Regions from separate parts of the Homo sapiens genome. Here region 1 is linked to region 2. A link is an interaction called in ENCODE POLR2A ChIA-PET data of the cell type or tissue named here. Cell type or tissue: OCI-LY7. All regions are shown on one strand. Each heading gives the region's core, and the rest is flanking DNA. Links, peaks and the distances in the headings are about the cores only.

Evidence for each region. ChIA-PET counts read pairs that join two places held together with the same protein. Peaks named below come from ENCODE experiments on the same cell type or tissue, not always from the same donor. Only the 100,000 strongest peaks of a DNase experiment are listed, where the experiment ranks them.
Region 1: POLR2A ChIA-PET joins it to region 2 with 5 read pairs; 2 of 35 experiments call an interaction of 5 or more read pairs at or near these places.

The regions. Positions count from the first base shown.
Region 1 is chr12:98,198,942-98,207,432 of GRCh38, forward strand. No RefSeq gene overlaps it. Among named protein-coding and RNA genes, the nearest start is that of MIR4303, 210 kb to the left of the region's middle. In OCI-LY7, for the core only: no CTCF peak of the experiment used is centred there; no DNase peak of the experiment used is centred there.
Region 2 is chr12:98,258,935-98,262,934 of GRCh38, forward strand. No RefSeq gene overlaps it. Among named protein-coding and RNA genes, the nearest start is that of TRD-GTC1-1, 240 kb to the right of the region's middle. In OCI-LY7, for the core only: a CTCF peak has its summit at 2,217; DNase peaks (open chromatin) are centred at 897, 1,547 and 2,307; H3K4me3 peaks cover 3,131 bases; H3K27ac peaks cover 4,000 bases.

The sequences.
Region 1 (8,491 bases), core at 2,338-6,337, 58 kb before region 2:
CTTGTTTATAAGGCTCACTCATTGTTTCATGAGTTAGCTGAGGTAGGGGGGCCTCAGTATAGGGGATCAAAAGCACAGATATAATTCACAAGAATGGGGTCATATTTGGGTAGGCTATTATTTCTCTGAACTTTAGTTTCATCTATAAAATGAAGATAACAGTAGTAACTACCATTAGCATTATAGGAGGATAAGAATACATAACTAGTTGAACACATATTCTTTTTATTATTATTATTACTATATTTTAAGTTCTAGGGTACATGTGCACAACGTGCAGGTTTGATACATAGGTATACATGTGCCATGTTGGTTTGCTGCACCCATCAACTCATCATTTAAGTATTTCTCCTAATGCTATCCCTCCCCCAGCCCCCCAGCCCCTGGCAGGCCCTGGTGTGTGGTGTTCCCTGCCCTGTGTCCAAGTGATCTCATTGTTCAATTCCCACCTATGAGTGAGAACATGTGGTGTTTGGTTTTCTGTCCTTCCGATAGTTTGCTGAGAATGATGGTTTCCAGCTTCATCCATGTCCCTGCAAAGGACATCAATTCATCCCTTTTTATGGCTGCATAGTATTCTATTGTGTATATGTGCCACAGTTTCTTAATCCAGTCTATCATTGATGGACATTTGGGTCGGTTCCAAGTTTTTGCTATTGTGAATAGTGCTGCAATAAACATACATGTGCACGTGTCTTCATAGTAGCATGATTTATAATCCTTTCGGTATATACCCAGTAATGGGATTGCTGGGTCAAATGGTAATTCTAGTTCTAGATCCTTGAAGAATAGCCACACTGTCTTCCACAATAGTTTAACTAATTTACACTCCCACCAACAGTGTAAAAAGCAAATAGTTAAACACATTTTCTGTCATACTAAATACTCTATGTTTTAATCAGTAGCAATGATTAACAGCTATTATTAGGTGATTTGCCCAAACACAGAGAGCAAGCAGGTGATAAAATTCTAAGCCACCAACTTTCCCTGGTTCATTTCAGAACTGATCCGGTAGTGTTGATCTGTTGCCCAACATAGAAAGCTCTCAGTCTTGGAACCCACTGATCACTGTGGCACAACATGGATTTTTCAAGGGCAAGCTCTGGGTCCCCCTTCCCTTTCTCAGGAGAAAAGTTGTCATGAGAAAGAGTAATAAAACTTACCTTGTATTGGTCATACTGAGGACAACTTGCATCTATTGAAGGAAAACAGAAAGTGGCTTAAGAAAACAAGAAAGTTCTAATCATCTGTGCTAAAAGACAAAGGAACAGATTGCTGTGGAAGATGAGTCCTCTGTCACTCAAGGTGTTCAAGGCAGACCAGATGCTGTAGAAGGATTGAGAACTGACCGCCCAATCCTTATGCTTCTTTCCAACTCCGAGTTTCTAATATGTAGAAAAAGGCAACCTCTCAGGATTCATTCATTCATTCATTCATTCAGCCTTAACTATCAAAAAAATACGTGACTCCAAGTGGTGATTTGGTTTGGAGATGTCAAAAACACTTTTTTTTCCAAACCATTGCAGATGGTCTCTGTCTCAAACACCAGAAATTAAACTATGATTTGTATAGTGTTAGAGAATAAAAGGACTTTTCTCTGAATGGCCAAAGCATAAAAGCCTAGTGAGTTCATTCTTCATTTATTTATTTCTGGTGTGATCGACAATAAGTTCAATTTATGACTATAACTGTTTTCTGCATTAGCCTTGTTTTAAGTCTTTTTATCATTATCAAAGTCAGACATGCCTCACAAAACTTGATGTCTATACAAATTCTTCAGATGGGTAAAGACAATCATAAAACAGCTTAACAAAAGAATTTGCATATTTTTACATTGCATAGAAATAGATATATTATAAAAGAAAATTATTACTTATGATAGAGTAGAGAAATGATTAAACTTAATTCTACCTGGATTTTTCTCTTTGGTTCATGGGTCAGTCCAACAAGGCTTTTTGTTTAGTTCATTGGATCATAAACAGAGCTTCCACAGTGGAACAAGAAAAGATTTTCAGCACGTTTCCCAAAACTAAAGTACTTTCATGGCTAAAAGATTGGCATTGTGGTTTCCTTTCATTAAAAGCTGATTCCATTATTAAAGGATAATCAGATATCTAATTTCAAGGGGTTTTTTTTCTTTTTCAAAGAACAGGTTTGTTGGCAGATGCTGTTACTGTCCTCCAAGATCCCTCTCCCTTTCTTTCATAAATACTAGAATCTGAATTTATCTGTATTCTTGGCCCCCAAGAATGAGACAAACTGCCCAGCCTCCTCACAGTTAGGCATGACTGTGTGACTAACTCCTTCTGAGGTGATGGGAGAGGCAATGATTGGTTCAGCTTTCAGCTTGTGCCTTGAAGGAAAGGCTCAAACCCACCTTCTCCTCTTCTCCTTTGCTGCTGGATGGAATGCCAGGAGCTAAGGCAGCCGTCTTAGACTGCAAGGTGCAAGTCATGAGTAAGAAGAACAAAGCAACAAGCCAAAGTCCCTAAGAAGACCTCCAAAGCCCTACACAACCTTGCATAACCTCTGTTACCTCCACTCCCCCATCTCCCCATTGATCACTCCACTACAGCCACACTGGCCTCTCTGCTGTTCCTGCACAAGCCAGACATGATTTTACCATAGGGTCTTTGCACTTGCTAGACACTCTTTCCCCAGGTAACCACATGGCTCACTCTCTCACTCTCTCCAGGTCTTTACTCAAACACCATCATCCCAGTAAGATATTCTCTAACAGTGGTGACTGGCAAGATGGCCAAATAGAAACAGCTCCAGTCTGCAGCTCCCAGCGAGATCAATGCAGAAGACAGGTGATTTCTGCATTTCCAACTGAGATACCTGGCTCTTCTCACTGGGACTGGTTAAACAGTGGGTGGCAGTCCACAGAGGGCAAGCAGAAGCAGGGTAGGATGTCGCCTCACCTGGGAAACGCAAGGGGTCAGAGAACTCCCTCCCCTAGCCAAGGGAAGACCTGAGGGACTGTGCCATAAGGAACGGTGCATTCCAGCCCAGATACTACTCTTTTCCCATGGTCTTCACAACCCACAGACCAGGAGATTCCCTCGGGTTCCTATAATACCAGGGCCCTGGGTTTCAAGCACAAAACTGGGTGGCCACTTGGGCAGACACCTAACTAGCTGCAGGAGGATTTTTTCATACCTCAGTGGCACCTGGAACACCAGCAAGACAGAACCATTCACTCCCCTGGGAAGGGGGCTGAAGCCAGGGAGCCATGTAGTCTAGCTCAGGAGATCCCACCCCTACGGAGCCCAGTAAGCTAAGATCCACTAGCTTGAAATCCTTGCTGCCAGCACAGCAGTCTGAAGTCAACCTGGGACACTTGAGCTTAGTGTGGGGAGGGGTGTCCACCATTACTGAGGCTTCAGTAGGCAGTTTTCCCCTCACAGTATAAACAAAGCCACCAGGAAGTTCGGACTGGGCAGAGCCCACCACAGTGCCACAAAGCCACTGCAGCCAGACTGCCCCTCTAGATTCCTCCTTCTGGGCAGGGCGTCTCTGAAAGAATGGCAGCAGACCCAGTCAGGGCCTTATAGATAAAACTCCCATCTCTGTGGGACAGAGCACCTAGGGGAAGGGGCTCAGCTTTGGCAGACTTAAACATTCCTACGTGCTGGCTCTGAAGAAAGCAGTGGATCTCCCAGCACAGCACTTGAGCTCTGCTAAGGGACAGACTGCCTCCTCAAGTGGGTCCCTGACCCCTGTGCCCCCTTACTGGGAGACACCTCCCAGCAGGGGTTGACAGACACCTCATAAAGGAGAGCTCTGGCTGGCATCTGGCAGGTGCCCCACTGGGATGAAGCTTTCAGAGGAAGGAACAGGCAGCAATCTTTGCTGTTCTGCAGCCTTCGCTGCTGATACCCAGGCAAACATGGTCTGGAGTGTACCTCTAGCAAACTCCAACAGACCTGCATCAGAGGGGCCTGACTGTTAGAAGGAAAACTAACAAACAGAAAGGAATAGCATCAAGATAAAAAAAAAAGGACATCCACACAGAAACCCCATCTGAAGGTCACCATCATCAAAGAACAAAGTAGATAAATCCATGAAGATGAGGAAAAACCAGCAAAAAAAGGCTGAAAATTCCAAAAACCAGAATGCCTCTTCTCCTCCAAAGGATCATGACTCCTCACCACTAAGGGAACAAAATTGGATGGAGAATGAGTTTGACGAATTGACAGAAGTAGGCTTCAGAAGATGGGTAATAACAAACTCCTCTAAGCTAAAGGAGCATGTTCTAACCAAATGCAAGGAAGCTAAGAACGCTGAAAAAAGGTTAGAGGAATTGCTAACTAGAATAACCAGTTTAGAGAAGAACATGAATGACCTGATGGAGTTGAATAACACAGTATGAGAATTTTGTGAAGCATACACAAGTATCAATAGCTGAATTGATCAAGTGGAAGAAAGAATATTGGAGACTGAAGATCAATTTAATGAAATAAAACGTGAACACAAGATGAGAGAAAAAAGAATGAAAAGAAATGAACGAAGCCTCCAAGAAATATGGCACTATGTGAAAAGACCAAACCTATGTTTGATTGGTGTACCTGAAAGTGATGGGGAGAATGGAACCAAGTTGGAAAACACTCTTCAGAATCCTATCCAAGAGAACTTAACCAGCCCAGCAAGACAGGCCAACATTCAAATGCAGGAAATACAGAGAACACCACAAAGATACTCCTCGAGGAGAGGAAACCCAAGACACATAATCGTCAGATTCACCAAGGTTGAAATGAAGGAAAAAATGTTAACGGGAGCCAGAGAGAAAGGTCGGGTTACCCACAAAGGGAAGTCCATCAGACTAACAGTGGGTCTCTCAGCAGAAACCCCACAAGCCAGAAGAGAGTGAAGGCCAATATTCAACATTTCTAAAGAAAAAAATTTTCAACCCAGAATTTCATATCCAGCCAAACTAAGCTTCATAAGTGAAGGAGAAATAAAATTATTTATAGACAAGGAAATGCTGGGAGATTTTGCCACCGCCAGGCCTGCCTTATAAGAGCTCCTGAAGGAAGCACTAAATATGAAAAGGAAAAACCAGTACCAGCCACTGCAAAAACATACCAAACTGTAAACACCATTGACACTATGAAGAAACTGCATCAACTAATGGGCAAAATAAACAGCTAGCATTATAATGACAGGATCCAATTCACACATGACAATATTAACCTTAAATGTAAATGGGCTAAATGCCCCAATTAAAAGACACAGACTGGCAAAATTGGATAAAGAGTCAAGACCCATCAGTGTGCTGTATTCAGGAGACCCATCTCACATGCAAAGACACACGTAGGCTCAAAATAAAGGGATGGAGGAAGATTTACCAAGCAAATGGAAAGCAAAAAAAAATAGGGGTTGCAATCCTAGTCTCTGATAAAACAAACTTTAAACCAACAAAGATCAAAAAAGACAAAGAAGAGCATTATATAATGGTAAAAGGATCAATTCAACAAGAAGAGCTAACTGTCCTAAATATATATGCACCCAATACATGAGCACCCAGATTCATAAAGCAAGTCCTTAGAGATGTACAAAGAGACTTAGACTCCCACACAGTAATAGTGGGAGAATTTAACACCCCACTGTCAATATTGGACAGATCAATGAGACAGAAAATTAACAAGGATACTCAGGGCTTGAACTCAGCTCTGAACCAAGCAGACCTAATAGACATCTACAGAACTCTCCACCCCAAATCAACATAATATACATTCTTCTCAGCACCACATCGCACTTATTCTAAAATCGACCACATAATTAGAAGTAAAAAACTCCTTAGCAAATGGAAAAGAACAGAAATTATAACAATCTCTCAGACCACAGTGCAATCAAATTAGAACTCAGAATTAAGACACTCACTCAAAACTGCACAACTACATGGAAACCGAACAACCTGCTCCTGAATGACTACTGGGTAAATAATGAATTTAAGGCAGAAATAAGTAAGTTCTTTGAAACCAATGAGAACAAAGATACAATGTACCAGAATCTCTGGGACACAGCTAAAGCAGTGTTTAGAGGGAAATTTATAGCACTAAATTGCCCACAGGAGAAAATGGGGAAGATCTGAAATCAATACCCTAAGATCACAATTAAAAGAACTAGAGAAGCAAGAGCAAACAAATTCAAAAGCTAGCAGAAGACAAGAAATAACTAAGATCAGAGCAGAACTGAAAGAGATAGAGACATGAAAAACCCTTCAAAAAAATCAATGAATCCAGGTGTTAGTTTTTTGAAAAGATTAACAAAGTAGACAGACCACTAGCCAGACTAATAAAGAAGAAGAGGAAAGAATCAAATAGACACAATGAAACATGATAAAGGGGATATCACCATTGATCCCACAGAAATACAAACTACCATCAGAGAATACTATAAATACCTCTATGCAAATAAACTAGAAAATCTAGAAGAAATGGATAAAATTCCTAGACTTATACACCCTCCCAAGTCTAAACCAGGAAGAAGTCAAATCCCTGAATAGACCAATAACAAGTGTGAAATTGAAGCAGTAATTAATAGCCTACCAACCAACCAAAGCCCAGGACCAGATGGATTCACAGCAAAATTCTACCAGAGGTACAAAGAGAAGCTGGTATCATACCTTCTGAAATTATTCCAAACAATAGAAAAAGAGGGATTCCTCCCTAACTCATTTTATGAAGCCAGCATCATCCTGATATCAAAACCTGGCAGAGACACAACAAAAATATAAAATTTCAGGCCAGTATCCCTGCTGAACATTGAGGCATCAATAAAATACTGGCAAACCGAATCCAGCAGCACATCAAAAGCTTATCCACCACAATCAAGTCAGCGTCATTCCTGGGATGCTAGGATGGTTCAACATACGCAAATCAATAAACATAATCCATCATATAAACAGAACCAATGACAAAAAACACATGATTATCTCAATAGATACAGAAAAGACCTTTGATAAAATTCAACACCCCTTCACACTAAAAACTCTCAATAAACTAGGTATTGATGGAGCATATCTCAAAATATTAAGAGCTATTTATGACAAACCCACAGCCAATATCATACTGAATGGGCAAAAGCTGGAAGCATTCCCTTTGAAAATTGGCAAAAGACAAGGATGCCCTTTCTCACCACTCCTTTTCATCATAGTACTGGAAGTTCTGGTAAGGGTAATCAGGGAAAAGAAAGAAATAAAGGGTATTTAAATAGGAAGAGAGGAAATCAAATCGTCTGTTTACAGATTACATGATTGAATATTTAGAAAACCCCGTCGTCTCAGCCCAAAATCTCCTTAAGCTAATAAGCAACTTCAGCAAAGTCTCAGGATACAAAATCAATGTGCAAAAATTACAAGCATTCCTATACGCCAGTAATAGACAAACAGAGAGCCAAATCATGAGTGAACTCCCATTCACAATTGCTACAAAAAGAATAAAATACCTAGGAATACAACTTACAAGGGATGTGAAGGACCTCTTCAAGGAGAACTACAAACCACTGCTCAAGGAAATAAGAAAGGACACAACCAAATGGAAATACATTCCATGCTCGTGAATAGGAAGAATCAGTTTTGTGAAAATGGTCATACTGCCCAAAGTAATTTATAAGATTCAATGCTATACCCATCAAGCTACTATTGACTTTCTTCACAGAATTAGAAAAAACTACTTTAAATTTCATATGGAACCAAAAAACAGCCTGTATAGCCAAGACAATTCTAAGCAAAAAGAACAAAGTTAGAGGCATCATGCTACCTGACTTCAAACTATACTACAAGCCTACGGTAACCAAAACAGCATGATACTGGTACCAAAACAGATATATAGACCAATGGAACAGAACAGGGGCCTCAGAAAAAATGCCACACATCTATAACAATCTGAGCTTTGACAAACCTGACAAAAACAAGCAATGGGGAAAGGATTCCCTATTTAATAAATGATGTTGGGAAAACTGGCTAGCCATATGCAGAAAACTGAAACTGGACCCCTTCTTTACATCTTATATAAAAATTAACTCAAGATGGATTAAAGACTTGAACGTAAGACCTAAAACCATAAAAACCCTAGAAGAAAACCTAGGCAATACCATTCAGGACACAGGCATGGGGAAAGACTTCATGACTAAAACACCAAAAGCACTGGCAATAAAAGCCAAACTTGACAAATGGGATCTAATTAAACTAAGGAGTTTCTGCACAGTAAAAGAAACTGTCATCAGAGTGAACAGGCAACCTACAGAATAGGAGAAAATTGCTGCAATCTATCCACCTGTCAAAGGGCTAATATCCAGAATCTACAAGGAACTTAAGCAAATTTACACACACACACACACACACACACACACACACAAACATCAAAAAGTGGGCAAAGGGTATCAGAAAAGGATATCAGATACTTCTCAAAAGAAGGTATTTATGCAGACAACAAACATGAAAAAGAGCTCATCGTCACTGGTCATTAGAGAAATGCAAATCAAA
Region 2 (4,000 bases), core at 1-4,000:
AGTGTCATGAGATCCGGCCAAAGAAATAGTGTCCTGGGTCTGTTGAAAGAGGCCTGGTTGCCTTCTACTCTGCTTAATGCTTGTGGACAAGAACGTGTAGGGACTGCCACCTCCCAGAGCAAGGCAGGACTCTTCGAGGACCCGCTATCCTGCCCCGTACCCCAGATTGGGCATCCTCTGCACTCACACAGCTGTGTTTCCACCATGTTGTTCTCAACTTAAATGTATCTGTTTGGGTGTCAGTGTCATGCCTCACATCCTTGAGGATGCATGCCTCACACCCACTGCCAGGAGTATTTACGGAACCCAATAATGTTCCTTAATAATAAGGAACCCAATCATGTTCATGGACTTGGTCTGGACACTTGAAAGGCACGGATAGAAGACATGTTGACATAAAAGAGTCTGAATCCCAACACAGGTTCTTCAGCCCTCAATTTAATTCTGATGTCTACATGTGCTTGTGTCATTTATTTTGCTTTAAGAATTTTGAAATTATCTCCCCCACAGTTACCAAGTAAATAGGTTTCAACTCCTCAACCTTAGACTGCATAAGATTTCTGAGGTTCACAAACCTAAGGGAAAAGTCAAATTTCCTTCTGTTCTCTTCTCATCTCCACCCCTTGCTCCCCAAACACAAGTTTCTAAAAAGTCTTTCTGGTGGCAAATCAGCTGCTTAAAAGTGTTATTTTTTAATAAAGTGTTCAAGTCAATCTTCCCCCAAGAAGATGGGGGAAAGAAAGCAAACACATTGTTTCACCATCATATATACATACACACCAAGAAAACTTAGTTCCTGTTAGTGAAGTCTATCTCTGTGTGTTTGCGAAAACTCAATTTGCAGCTGGGGAAAGTGGTATTTATTTGAAGGAGCTTATTGCTGAAAGTGAATCATAAATCTGCTGGCTGTTGAGACTTCAAGGCAGAAGAACAGAGGCAATTATTAGTCTGAATGTTCCACTGACGATATGAAATCTTTGTCTTTCAAAGCATTTGTTTAAGTAAGAAAAAGTTTGCCCAGGCTGCAGAACATTCTATTGTGGGAAGAGAAACTTCTGAAACCTCCAAAGCTTATTTATATATTTGCTAGGCTTCTCTCTGCCAACTTTCTCCTCTCCCAGAGCGTCCGTTAATGCTAAGAAAAGCCTCCGAAAAGCACACATTATAAGCAGAGAAAAATCTTAATGAATGTAATATATTTGGCAAATCTGTTTTATCTACTGAGGAGATTTCCTTCCTCTCTTCATCACTCATCTCTTTTGTTTCTTCTTTTTTTAATGTTGTTCCCCTTGATTTGTCCTTCTTCCTATGGAATTCATTTTTCTCTCGTCCCAAAGATAAAAAATAGAATCCCAAACAATATCGTGACTTTCATTCTCTTGCCATTATGTTCTGTCTCTTCCTACCTAATTTTCTTCCTTAGAAGAGGGAGCCTTAAGAGCACAGTGTTAACTTCCCCTCTCTAGCCTAACCAGAGGAGACATATCCAGTGCAAAAGCCAGCTCCCAACTATGCACAGTTAAGCTGTACACTTTATAGGTGGTCCTTGGCCAAGGAACATGGCAAGCTCGCCTCCCCTGTCACTCAGCATGCTCCTCCCCTCAGCTGGTGTGTACTCAATAAGTACTAAGCCATCTTAGGGCCGGGCGCAGTGGCTTATGCCTGTAATCCCAGCACTCTGGGAGGCCGAGGTGGGTAGATCACTTCAGGCCAGGAGTTCAAGACCAGACTGGCCAACATGGAGAAACCCCATCTCTACTAAAAATACAAAAATGAGCCCGGTGTGGTGGCACATGCTTGTAATCCCAGCTACTCAGGATGCTGAGACATGAGAATTGCTTGAACCTGGGAGGTGGAGGTTGCATTGAGCCGAGATCACACCACTGCACTCCAGCCTGGGTGACAGAGTGAGAATCCATCTCAAAAAAAAAAAAAAAGTTACTAAGCCATCTTTATATAGACCTGAACACCCCAACATCAACTGTCAGCCATAGAAAGCAAACATTTACTCATATAAAGCATTCCAAATCCAAATTCAAAAGATTTGGAGTTATCTGGACAATTTCCCCCTGACACTAGTAAGCTTAAGTGACAGCAGAATGTGTTTGTATATCTTTGTACACAATTTGATTCACCTTTCTATTGCAGCTGTGCAACCTAAAAATACAGCTGTGACCTGAGATTCTCTTAACACCTTGCTAATCAGAGCATAGTACCCAGGCCAGCAGCAGCAACATCACCTGGGGAGCCCTAGCCTCAGGCTTACTGAATCAGAAATTTTATTTTAACAAGATCTCCAGGTGGCTTGCTTGCACATCAGGGTCTGAGCAGCTCAGTTAACACTAAGCATAAAAGTGGCACCTGGAGGTTGGGTTTGAGAAGTGAGGGGCTGCACCTACTAAGCCTGCTGCTTCTGCTTTGTCAACCCTCTGCAGGGTGGTTGGTACCTCTCACGTGTCGCCATGCTCCCCATCCCCTTCCCTGACTCTAGTTGTTGTCACCTCTCCATCTGTTGGCTACACCAGACTACTAGGGTCTTGGTCTTGGTAACTGCAGGTGACACTAGTGTATGGGCCAGCCATGCTCTTTCCTCCCTGCTGGGTCTGCCTGTACCTGTGTGAGCTGTTATCACAGAGACTGATAACTTGACATTTACAGTTTCTTTCCCAGAGAGGAACACAAGACATTTCATGAAAGCTGCACATAATCCTCCTCAATCCCCTGTAGAATGGGGAGGGAAAGTGCATTTTAAAATAATCCCATTTTGGTTATCCCACCTCAATGCTATTCTCTCCCCTTCTAGAATAAAAGAAAATAAAAAACTAAAGAGGCATTGCCCCTGAAGAATGTGTGTGTGTGTGTGTGTGTGTGTGTGTGTGTGTGTGTGTGTGTGTGTGTGTGTGTATGCGTGCAATAATTCTGAGTTTCAGGAAAGGCTTCTAGGTTGAAGCAACTTCTGAAACAACTCCAGATTCTTCACAGGATTTCTTCTGAATCTCGGATGATAGGCACTTATTTGGGCACTCCTTTTCCCCACACCTCAAGCCCTGACTACCCCCCGGAGCCCATATTCCCACGGGCACAAAGGCTGGAGACCGTGTGTAACAAACAGGTCCCTTGAGCTTTGCTTCAGCTTCACCCTAAAACACAAACCCAAGCCACATCTTTAGCTTTTCTGCCAACAATCTCCCCACTCAGGTGTTCTAAGTGCTTCTCCAAAGGCATTCCCATGCATTTTAGTTTTTTTTTTCTCTCATCATCCCAAGCAGCCTCCCTTATTAGGTGATTAACTTGGAATTACAACCTCTTTATTTCTTTTCTTTTAGGCACATGAGGACATTGCAGGGCAGGGACAGGCTGGTTCAAAGAGTGAACTTCTCCCAGACAGCAAGGGGTCCAATCAGTTCGCTGTGGTTTTCCCCCTGAGTAACCTAACAGTCCCTGGAGGCCACAGCTCCTCTTCTGGACACCCAGCATCTTGGCCAGCCCAGAGAGGAAAGCAAGGTCTGGAAGCCTCCCAAGGGGTCACATCTCCTGTTGGGTCATTAAGCATCCACACCTCCTCCTAGCGACACCTATAAGTGATGTCAGAGTGTGTACTTCCATACAGTCCTAAGATTTTTTTTAATGCCTTCAAAAACAAAAATAAAGAGATACACTCTTCTCCTACCTCAACATGGCTACAAACACAGTTCCACGTTAGCCTCCTAGAAGGGCAGGAATAAGGGAGGTGAAAATGGAAAAGGTAAGGAGTAGGACTAGACAACTCAATGTCTCACAGAGGTACTCACCATTTGTAGTTCATTGAATGAAGCATCTGGGTCTCCAAAATCCTCTGGCATAGCCTCTTTAAGAACACAACAGTGACTTCCTGAACTCCCCACTGAGCCACCTAACATTCGCAGAGCTCTTCCTGCCTCTTTCTGAAGCCCCCGTCTTACCACCAGATGATAGGAGGGCCTTCTCTCCCTGCCGCCAAAACGAAAGTTGCCTCTCTGAA